Linked DNA regions of Homo sapiens: region 1 is linked to region 2. A link is a loop called in an ENCODE intact Hi-C map of the cell type or tissue named here. Cell type or tissue: tibial artery. All regions are shown on one strand. Each heading gives the region's core, and the rest is flanking DNA. Links, peaks and the distances in the headings are about the cores only.

Region 1 (8,735 bases), core at 2,688-5,187, 62 kb after region 2:
CGGCACAAGGGACCAGCTTTACTCATTAGACACATTTTACTCAGATAGACACATTCCAAAGAAAGAGGACTCTCATTTTTTTTTCCATTTTTGCCTTATATTCAAGAGAAGTCCATCTCAGCAATATTTTTTTTTCAGTGACAGGGTCTCACTCTGTTGCCCAGGCTGGAGTACAGTAGTGATCATAGCTCATTGTAACCTCAAACTCCTGACCTCAAGCAATCCTCCCACTTCAGCCTCCTGAGTAGCTAGTACTACAGGCATGCATCACCATGCCCAGCTAATTCTTGTTCTTATTATTATTATTTTTGAGACGGAGTTTTGCTCTTTTTGCCCAGGCTGGAGTACAGTGGTGCAATCCCAGCTCATTGCACCTCCACCATCTGGGTTCAAGTGATTCTCCTGCCTCAGCCTCCCGAGTAGCTGGGATTACAGGTATGCACCACCACACCCAGCTAATTTTGTATTTTTAGTGGAGATGGGGTTTCACCATGTTGGCCAGGCTGGTCTCAAACTCCTGACCTCATGATCCGCCTGCCTCAGTCTCCCAAAGTGCTGAGATTACAAGCGTGAGCCACCATGCCTGGACAAGCTAATTCTTATTTAAGAGACGGGGGTCTTGCTGTGTTACCCATGCTGGTCTCAAACTCCTGGCCTCAAGGGGTCCTGCAGCCACAGCCTCCCAAAATGCTGAGATTACAGACGTGAGCCACCGTGCCTAGTCCTCTCAACAAGATTCTGAAGGAAATTCCCTATTCTGGAAGAGGGGGCAGTCACAGGTAACACTAGTCTAAGGTTTAAAATAATCAGAGACAGAGGCCGAGTGCGGTGGTTCATGCCTGTAATCCCAGCACTTTGGGAGGCAGAAGCAGGCAGATCACCTGAGGTCAGGAGTTCGAGACCAGCCTGGCCAACATGGTAAAACCCCGTCTCTACTACTACTACTACTACTACTACTACTACTACTACTACTACTAATAATAATAATAATAATAATAATCAGAGACCTAAGTGAGGGACAGACAGAGGGTGGGGGCTAGAGGTAGGACACAGTACAAGGAAAGTAGAGAAGGCTATGGGTGTGGGCGGGGGACATTCAAGATGAGTCTTGATGAGCGAGTGGCTTTGGATGATGGAGATGCTGGGGAAAGACACACCAGGCAGGGAAAGCAAAGGCACAGAGCTCAGGGGGAAGCAAGGCGGCCAGTGGGTGATGGGCTGGGTGGGCCCTGGTTCCTGGATCATGGGCAGTTTGGGACCTGTGGATCCTGGCAAAGCTCTTGGGGAGTGGCGCCCATGGAGGTCTCAGGAAGGTGGTGACTTTGTACACCTGTGTTCATTGCAGCATTATTCACAATGGCCAAATGTGGCAATAACCCAACTGTCCATCACTGGATGGATGGATAAATAAAACACGGTCTGTCCATACAATGAAATATTAGTCAGCTTTATAAAGGAATGATATTCTGATCTATGCTATAATACGGATGAGCCTTGAGGGCGTTATCCTAAGTGAAAAAAGCCAGTCACAAAAGGATGCATAATTTCACTTACACAAAGTACCGTCAGGCACAGTGGCTCACGTCTGTAATCCCAACACTTTGGGAGGCCGAGGCGGGCGGATCACTTGAGGTCGGGAGTTCGAGACCAGGCTGGCCAACATGGTGAAACACCGTCTCTACCAAAAATATAAAAAATTAGCTGTGTGTGGTGGCTTGCGCCTGTAATCCCAGCTACTGAGACTGAGGCAGGAGAATCGCTTGAACTTGGGAGGTGGAGGTTGCAGTGAGCCGAGATCGTGCCACTGCACAAGGTCAAAGAAAAACAAAGTGCCTAGAATAGTCAAATTCACAGAGGCACAGAATGAGATGGTGGCTGTCAGGGTGGTTGGGGCTTATGGTTTAATGGGTATAGAGTTTCAGTATGAAATGGTAACAGTTCTGGAGATGGACGGTGGTGATGGTCGCATAACAATGTTCTTGCACGGTGACAAAGAGCATTGCTGCATACCAATGGTCGCATGAATGTTCTTCATGCCACTGAAATGCACCCTTAAAATGGTTAAAATGGTAAATTTTATGGTATGTATATTTTATCACAATAAAAAAATAGTGGGGTCTCAAAGGGTCAGGCTGGGGGTTCGAGACATGGAAAGAGTGGGAGATACGGCCAGGCTAGAATAAGCAGGTGAGATCCAAGGTCTGAGGGCACAAATGCTAACCCCAAGCAGCACAGTGAACGTAGGCTCAGAGCCAGACAGGCCCGGCTTCCAGTCCACGCTCAGCCAGCTCTTAACTGTGTGGTTTTAGGCCAGTCACTTGCCCTTTCTGAGCCTCAGTTTTCTCATCTGTGCAACAGTGATAACGCTAGTTATTTCTATTCTCTCACAGGGTTGTTGCAAAGGCCAAACAAGGTCATAAGAACAACTGTTTACTGCACGTTACTGCATGCCAGGCACTGAGTAAAGCACCTCACACATACTAATCCACTCAGTCATTGCAATATCCCATGAAGATGTACTTTTACTGTCCTATTTCACAGATGCGAAAACTAAGGCTTTAGGAAGGAAGATTCCACTGTGCGCCCCAAGGCTACACAGTGGGAAGAAGAGGAGTTGGGACTCAGACCTGAATTGTGAGAGGAGCCTATGAGCAACAAGGTGAGTCACTGCTGCCACCTCCTGCCTCCTCCTCTGAGAAGTCTCCCAAGATTGCTGCACTGGGGTGACTCTTGTCTTACCCACTGCTTGTTTCTGGGTGTCTCTGGGGCCCCATGGCCTGCTCAGTCCTGGAGTTATTCCTATGTCTGCCTCTGCAGCAGCATGCAAGCTCTCCAAAGGTACATCTGGATGTTTTTCATTTTAGATTCCTGGGTGCCCAGCCCAATGGCACAGAACCGATGAAAGTCTGGGCAACGTTGGAGTGCTCAGGCTGAGGACAGGACCCCGGACAGCTCCACTGGGACCCGTTAGGGATGGTGTTGCTAGAAGGGTTCTATGAGGATGTTGTCAGAGACAACGACAGCCCTGACAAGGTAAAGGGAGGAGGGGAGGGTGATGAAGACTATGAGGACAACAATGTTCATGTAATAATCATTCTCTAGTGGGTTCATCCTCTGCTGTATCCGTCAAGAGAAGCTCGGTTATGCTGCAGTAACAACTGTATCACAGGGGCTTAACACCACAAAGCCTTACTCTCCACTCCTGCAAAGCCTGTCGTGGGTCTGGGTGTCTCTCCAGAGCAGTTGTCCCTCATGCAGAACCTCAGCAAGCCAGGCCACTTGAATGCCGTGGCTCCACCCACGGCAGTGCAAGGACTCCATGACCTCTGCAGCAGAGCAAGAGCACGGTGACAAAGACCAAGGTCACCCAGGTGAGGACAGTGGTATTCAGATTCAGAGCCACTTCTCTGAGCCCCATACCTATTTTTCCCTCTGCCATCCCCACAGTGTCCCATGGAAGGGCTGCAGGTGTGCTGGAGACCCTCAAGGTGAGCCCCACCCCTACTCCTATTCTGACCTCCCAACCCCCCTAAACCTAAAGGCCCAAGCCCCTGCAGCCGGGCCATATTCCCAGAGCCTGTCCCTGGAAGCAGCAGCGCTTCCTACTCTGACAGCTTTTTGCAGGAGCAGGAGGGGTTCATTTGCATACTATAGGCTCATTTGCATACTACTTAGGAAACGCCTTCGCTTTTTCCCACCTGCAGCAAACTCCAGGCTGATTAGTCCTCCCCACGTTGGAGAGTTAATTACTCTCCTGCATAGACCGGGTGTTTATTTGTAATCAGCAGAGGGCTGGGAGAGGGGGGTGCGGACAGGGCAGTGGCAGCTGTCATTAGCCCAAATTCCCGAGCGGCTCCACGGGTAAAAAAAAATGAGGGCGAGCTCCTGCATAACACGACCTGCGCTCAAATCCCAGCACAGGACCTGCGCACCATGTGACCCTGGCCATGCCCTGGGCTCCAGGGAAAGGAGAAGGGTTGATTAGAGCTGGGGTTAGGGGACCGTTGGACAAAGGCCCACAGTGAGCCGCCGCAGGGCAGACAGAGGCTCAGAGCCTCACAATGAAAAAGGCAGCACCCCGCAGACCCAGCACTCTGGGAGAAGGCTGGGACGGGACCCCTTCCAGGACCATCCTAGGGCAGGGCTTGTGGGCTGGAGACTGGACCTCTCCTCTGTGTGACACAGGTGACTCAGCCCTCTGCATCCCCCATCAGTTCATTAAGAATGATGGCAGTAACCTCACCAGCCCCTAAACAGGGACTCTCAGGAGCCAGGCAGGGGCCTTGGAAAACATACATCTCTACTTAGATGTAAGAAATACGCCTGAATTCCAAGATTGGAAATGGTCTCAGCCTCTGGGGAGATTTAGGGACCTTCCCTCCCTCCTACCCCCACCCAACTAATGTGGCCTTCTGGCTTTGCCCCCTCCATGAAGGCATTTCTCTCCCCTCCGCAACCCCCTGCGCTCTGCCTCTCCCTCATTAAGTCATTTCTAAACCCTCCAGTGCCTCTCCCCACTTGTCAGATACCAAAAGGTCATGTCCAAAGGTCCAGGGCAGGCCCAGCTAACGTGCCAAGGTTGGAAAGACACTTGGTCACTGTCAAAGCCCCAGAAAGGGGCTGGGCTGCCAGCCTCAGCTCACTCAGGGCACCTGTTTAAATACAGAGGCCCCACCCCGAGCCTCTGAGGTTGTAGAGAGCATGCAGCTTGGCAGCGGTGTTCTTCCCCAGCTCCCCCAGGTGACTCTGCTCCAGGGACCCACGGCTTCGGTGCAGCTCCCTCCTATTTACAGCAGAGAGGCTGAAGCCCAGGGGGGTGATTTGTCCAAGGAATGGAAACCAAGTCCCCTGCCTCCAGCCCACAGTGGCCTCTGCTGATAAAAAGTCTGGGGCAGTTAGAGACACCCCAGAAGGCAGCCTTCCATGGTGATGATGTGGGAGCCATTGGGGGGGAACTGGGCTGAGGTTCTGGCCAGCCCATGGGAGCAGTAATCTTGGCCCCTAGGTGGGTGGGTGAGGCTCACATCCCCTTGGGATGCATACAGGAACACCCTCGCACCCTCACCCCTCCCTAGATGGCTCTTGCCAGAGAGCCACAGGGAGCGGGGGTAATAGCCACTTATACTTATAGCCTGTGTGACCTACGGAGGTTGCCAGATAAAATGCAGGCTGAATCATTGTTTTAGCGTAAGTATATCCCATGCATACTATTGTTTATCTGAAACACAAATTGAAATGTGCATCCTGAATTCTCATTTGTTAAATCTGGCAAACCTAGACCCATGCGCAAGTCATTGCACCTCTCTGAGCCTCAGTTTTTCATCTTTGGAAATGAACCAAAATACCACCCTGTAAGGATCTCATGTCGATTACGTGAGATGATGTTAAATGCCTGGCACGAGGGAAGTAAATGTGTGAAGCTGGCAGATCTCGCCCTCGGAGTCCCCATACTCAACACGTTCATCTCCTCTGTACTCCTCCCCACCCCTTTCAGGGTTGCTGTTTCAGACCCCAATCTGCAGGACGGATGCCAACGGCACACTCTCAGGAAGGTAACCCAATGTGGTAGAAATAACTATTCCAGGCCAGGCGCGATGGCTCACGCCTGTAATTCCAGCTCTTTGGGAGGCCAAGGCGGGCGGATCAAGAGATCAAGAGATGGAGACCATCCTGGCCAACGTGGTGAAACCCTGTCCCTACTGAAAAAAACAAAAATTAGCCTGGCATGGTGGCGCGCACCTGTAGTCCCAGCTACTCGGGAGGCTGAGGTAAAAGAATTGCTTAAACCTGGGAGGCAGAGCTTGCAATGAGCTGAGATCGTGCCACTGCACTCCAGTCTGGTGACAGAGCAAGACTTCATCTAAAAAAAAAAAAATAGCCAGGTGTCGTGGTGTAAGCCTGTAATCCCAGCTGCTTGGGAGGCTGAAGCACCAGAATCACTTGATCCCAGAAGGCAGAGGTTGCAGTGAGCCGAGACCACGCCACTGCACTCCAGCCTGGGCCACAGAGAGAGACTCCGTGCCCAAATATAAATAAATAAATAAATAAATAACTATTCAATTTACCGGCTGTGTGACCTTGTGTGAGTCACTTACCCTCTCTGAACCTCAGTTACCTCATCTGTAAAAGGGACTGTCACCATGCCACCTCCCCGGGGATTCTGATGATGAAGTGAGGTCGTGTATTAAGCACCCAGTAGGAAGTCCAGCATTCAGTAGGGCTCACAAGGAAGAGCCTATTAGCATCTTGCAAACATACCACGGTGAAGCATCAACCTCAAAACACCCCAGAGAGGACAAGGCTTACCCTGTGGAAAGAATGACTACAGGAGGAATTTCAGGTCCTGTGATGGGCAGATGAGGGAGATCATTTGCACTCCAGGCTCTCCCTGGCCACTCTCTTGTGACCCTCATGCCTATGTGAGCTCCTTGGAAGCTAGCATCTCCCAGCAACCTGGACGTCAGGCCCAGCCCTCTCAAGGTGGAGGTAATACCTCCTTGTTGGCTCCCACAGCCCGATCTGTTTGTTTTCCAAACTCTTAGTCCTCTTAATCTTTTTACATCTTACCTGCCTGGTGGCTTCCGGCTATATTTGCCTGTGGGGAATGTCTCCAGAGCAGCTCCACCCAGTTCCCCTCCGGGCTGGGCTGCCTCCCTCACAGGCATTCAGGGTGTTGGCTTCCAGCTGGGGGGCTTTATTTCTTCCTATTTTTCTTCACTCTCCCCTGCCAATAAATCTTTTCTGTCTTCTTTTTTTTTTTTTTTTTTTTTTTCCAAATTTTCTTTCATGCACCGGCCCTCTGAGTGCCAGGTGAGAGTAGGAGGAGGTAAAACATTGTGCTAAGAGCCTACTGTGTGCCAGAGACCAGCCGCACTACTGTCTGGAAGCCTGGCATAGTTTGAGGTCATCATTCCCAGTTTATAGGTGAGGTGCTAGAGCCCCAGACACAGGAGGTTACTCGTGCAAGATCACACAGCCAAAGAGAGACACACACTGAATTTGAACACATGCTGCCTCCATCTCCGCAACAAATGATCTGTTGTTTACAATCCCCTCTGCGTTTCATAAAATAATCCCAAGAAGTGCTTTTATCTGCCAAGAAAAGTAAAGAATAAAGAGTGTGCACAGACAACACATGGCAGTTCTCTCACACAACAGCTCCCTCCCCAATTCCAAATGCCTCCCCCAACCACTTGCTAACAAAACCCTGATCTTATTGGGTGGTGGGGACAAAGAATGGAAGGATAGACCCCAAAAGGCCCAGAAGGAGGGTTTTGCAAGAAAGGCGAGACTAAGACAATCTCCATAATAAAGAACAGAGAGCAGGAGAGTCAGGGAGAAGGAGGAACAGTGGCTCTGGGCAGAGGGGCCGGGAGATTTTTTTTTTTGCTGGAGACAGGAAGTTGAAGACAGAGGTCTGGAGGAGTGGATGGAAAAGAGCAAAGAGCACTGGTGTCAACTCTATGCCTCCTTCCTGGTGTTCAAATGTACAGCAGAGAATTGAGTGTATCTGTTCACAGGGCTGGGTGGGGCAGAGGACTTGCACCAGAATGTTCTTAGCAGCTTTATTCATCATAGCCCAAACTCTGTACCAACAGAAGGGACAAACAAAGTGTGATACTGCATATGCATACGATGGAATAGCACTCAGCAATACCACGCAAACTGACACACGTAACACAGATGCATCTCACCGGCATGCTCTTCAAAAGAAGCCAGACACAAAAGAGCACAGGCCGCATGATTCCATTGACATGAAGTTCAAGAACAGGCAGAAGGCACCAATGGTGAGGGAGAGCAGAACACCGGTTACTTTGCGGGTGGAGGGGAGCACTGTTGACTTGGAGGGTCACGGCCGCCTCGCTGGGGAGATGGATACTCTGCACTCTGATCTGAGTGGTGGTAGAGGGCCTGTGCGTGCAGGTGTAAGCTACTGAGCAGTGTGCTTGAGATGTGCACATTTTACTCTGTGCAAATTATGCCTCATTTTTTTTAAAAGAAATATACAAGCACCTTAGAGTCGCATTATATACACACTTGCCTATCTCCACTTCGCCTAATAGGACTCAGAGAGAGAATCACAATTTAAGTAAGGCAGGGGATATTGGTTTTTTTTTTTTTTGAGACGGAGTTTCACTCTTGTCGCCCAAGCTGAAGTGCAATGGCCTGATCTTGGTTCACTGCAACCTCCACCTCCTGGGTTCAAGCAATTCTCCTGCCTCAGCCTCCCGAGTAGCAGGGATTACAGGCATGTGCCACTAGGCCAACTAATTTTATACTTTTAGTAGAGACAGAGTTTATCCATGTTTGTCAGGCTGGACTCAAACTCCCGGCCTCAGTTGATCCACCCTCCTCGACCTCCCAAAGTGCTGGGATTACAGGCGTGAGCCACTGCTCCCAGCCAGGGGATACTGTCTTCTAAGAGCCTATTTCTGGAGGGACCGTGGCTGGGAGAGTTCTGCTGTCCCCAAGTCTGCCTCCGCTCCTGTGAACCCCTCATGATCTAAACACCTCACCTCCAAGGGTGGCTCCAGTCTCCAAAGATTCAATTCCTTTGTGTGTGAGTGGTGGGGGAATTGGTTAACCTTAACCAACTGGTACTCAACTGAAGAAAAAGAAATCTGTTCTACTATTGGAGCCAAAACTGACAGCAAAAGACTATTGTGAAACGGTAATACAGTCTTTCACGTGGCGCTGTTTGAAGAATTTTTCCACCATTTACAATGGTGATACTC
Region 2 (2,500 bases), core at 1-2,500:
CTCCAAGGCGGCCGGGATCCCTCGGCCCGGGGGGCGGGGTGGCACCGCGGAAGAGACCCGGGATTAAGGGACAGAGCGGTGGAGATGGGAACCCGCGAGCTTGAGGAAGACGGACAGGTACCGGGGACTGGGGGACAGTGGGAAAGGACAGGAGACAGGACTGAGGGATGTGCAGCTGGGGACAGAATACTGAGGGTCGGACGCCGGGGACAAGGGGACAGGACTGGACAGAAGACAAGAGAAGAGGTAAGGAGGAGAGGGTACAGTGAGGTAGGGCAAGGAACAGGGTTGGGGACAGAGGACAGGGGGGTAGGCACTGGGGTTGGAGGGACAGGAGAATGGGGGAGGAGGTTCAGAGGGCAGAAGGCAAAGGGGGTGGGGACAGCATTGAGAGATAGGAGCCAGGCGCTGAGAAACGGGACCCCGGAGAGCAGGACTGGCTTTGAGGGGAGGCAGGAAGGAGGGGTGCGGAATGAGAGTCTGGGAGAGGGGTCAGGGCCCGAGGGCCACAGTCTGGCGACGGGCTGGGGAGAAGAAGGGAGGGCAGGGGAGTTCCAGCTGGAGGAGAGGCAGCTTCGTGGGCAGCGGGAGCGGCTTGGGGAGGAGAGGGCTGGGGGATGGGGAGGCCACAGAGAGATTGAGGCAGGCAGGCCCCGGAGAGCAAAGTCTTGTCAGAGAAGGCTGGGATGGCAGGGTCACTCTGGGGCCCTGTGTGGGAGGAAGGATTGGGGTGGGGAGGTGCACTGAGTCGTTGGGACCAAAAAGGTCTGGGAAATGACTTCTGGTGGTGGGGGCACAAGAAGAGCTGAGAGGGAGCACCTAAGCCTGCCACCCACACACCCGTTAGCTCCCTGGAGACCCCAGCTCCATCCAGCTCAGGAGGTTTCCCTGGGTCCCACTCCCCACACCCCAACCCCTGCCCTGACCCTCCTCTGTTCCCACAGCTCTGCCCCAAGGAAGCCAGAGCGTCTCTGTGCAGGCTCCCAGGGCTGATGTCCAGGGACCAGAGCTGGGTCCTCACCCTGCCAAGATGAACTTCCAGGTGTAAGCGAACTCCGGAGCTGGTGCTGCTCTTCCACGCCCAGACAGATCACACATCTGCCCTTCACACACAGCTCACCGAGGGCCCACCCTACACACAAGCACACACACAGGCTACTTGGGATTCACACTTGTGACCCAGGCCTGTAGAGACTGACATGTGCGGTCAGTCTCCCCACCCCACATAACATCCACAGCCACACACACAGAAATGAAGCCAGTATGCATGAGCACAAACACACATGTACATGCACGTACAGATGCATGCACATGAAAATACGCAACTCTGTGTCTACATATATACATCACACCACATATGTAAGGAGCCCGTCGTTTGCATCCATGCCCACGGAAATGCATGTGCACCAACAAACACACACAGACACAGATAAAATCATAGTCTCCCATGAGCCCAGGGCCCAGCATGGAGGAGAGGCACGGCAGGGTGGCCGAGAAGTGAGATGCCGGCAGAGCAGGGCCGGGTGGGTGTAACAAGGCACAGGTTCCCGGGGCACCAGGAGAGGTCTGGGGTTGGGGGGTGCTGGGGAGTAGGAAAGGGGGCAAGATTGGAATCTAAGAGGCCTTGGGGCCCTGGGAGCTGCACCCGAGAAGACGGCTTTCTGAGGGTGGGTGGAGGGAAGGGGACAGTTCGTTTGCCCAGCAGGCTCTGAGGCCCCTCCATCGAGGCGCTGGGAGTCAGGTGGTGCACCCCCAACCCCCTGCCTCAACTCTCTTCTCTGGGAAGGAGCCAGCACCCTCTGGAATCACAGGCTGGTAGCCCCAGAGCCCCTCGAAGAGGGGGCTTGGACCAGGCTCATGTGCTGAGGACAAAGCATGGGTCTGGGGAGGGGACCTGTGCAGTGGGTGGGGGCCAGCAGCTGAGGAAGAGGCAAGGTCTAGAGAGAGAGGCAGGTGGGGAAGTCTGTGTCCATGGTGAAGGGAGGCATAGCCCAAGGGCGAGAGTCCACGCCCTCTCCGATCAATGCAGCAGGGTACCCACAGCCAGGCACAGGTTACCCACACGAGTCAGACAGCCATGGGGTGGAGACCTGGGACCTGAGTTCCATGTGGCGCATCTGGGAGTCCTCCCCAGCACTGTCCCTGGGCTGGTCTAGAGCAACCAGAGCCAGCTGAGGGGACTGTTGGAACTCAGGGAGGGGCCTGTGCTCCCAGCTGGGTCTAGCAAAGGTAACAGGACCTTAGCCTGGCCAAACAACAGTCCACTCAACAGTCCCCTACAACAGGCCACTCTCAGAGCTTTTGCTGGGGCACCCGTGGGCCCAGGAAGGGCCCTGCACCTGCAGAGACGCCCCCCGGACCCCTGCCAGGCCCAAGGCTGCTTATTGCTCTCTGGTGTGGCTTATCCTCCACTTTGAGGTGATCTCCAAGGCATTCAGAATCCTGGCTGACGTCCCCTGGCCACCCCGAATTCTCCAGCCTCACCATCATGCGCTGCGTC

Evidence for each region. Peaks named below come from ENCODE experiments on the same cell type or tissue, not always from the same donor. Only the 100,000 strongest peaks of a DNase experiment are listed, where the experiment ranks them.
Region 1: it touches region 2 in a loop (8-fold over the local background); 2 of 110 quality-filtered maps call a loop at or near these places.

The regions. Positions count from the first base shown.
Region 1 is chr1:22,622,764-22,631,498 of GRCh38, forward strand. No RefSeq gene overlaps it. Among named protein-coding and RNA genes, the nearest start is that of MIR6127, 6.2 kb to the right of the region's middle. In tibial artery, for the core only: no CTCF peak of the experiment used is centred there; no DNase peak of the experiment used is centred there; H3K27me3 peaks cover 2,373 bases.
Region 2 is chr1:22,563,826-22,566,325 of GRCh38, forward strand. All of the region lies in intron 1 of EPHA8 (EPH receptor A8), which reads left to right. Among named protein-coding and RNA genes, the nearest start is that of EPHA8, 1.6 kb to the left of the region's middle. RefSeq lists an enhancer at 202-702. In tibial artery, for the core only: no CTCF peak of the experiment used is centred there; no DNase peak of the experiment used is centred there; H3K27me3 peaks cover 2,500 bases.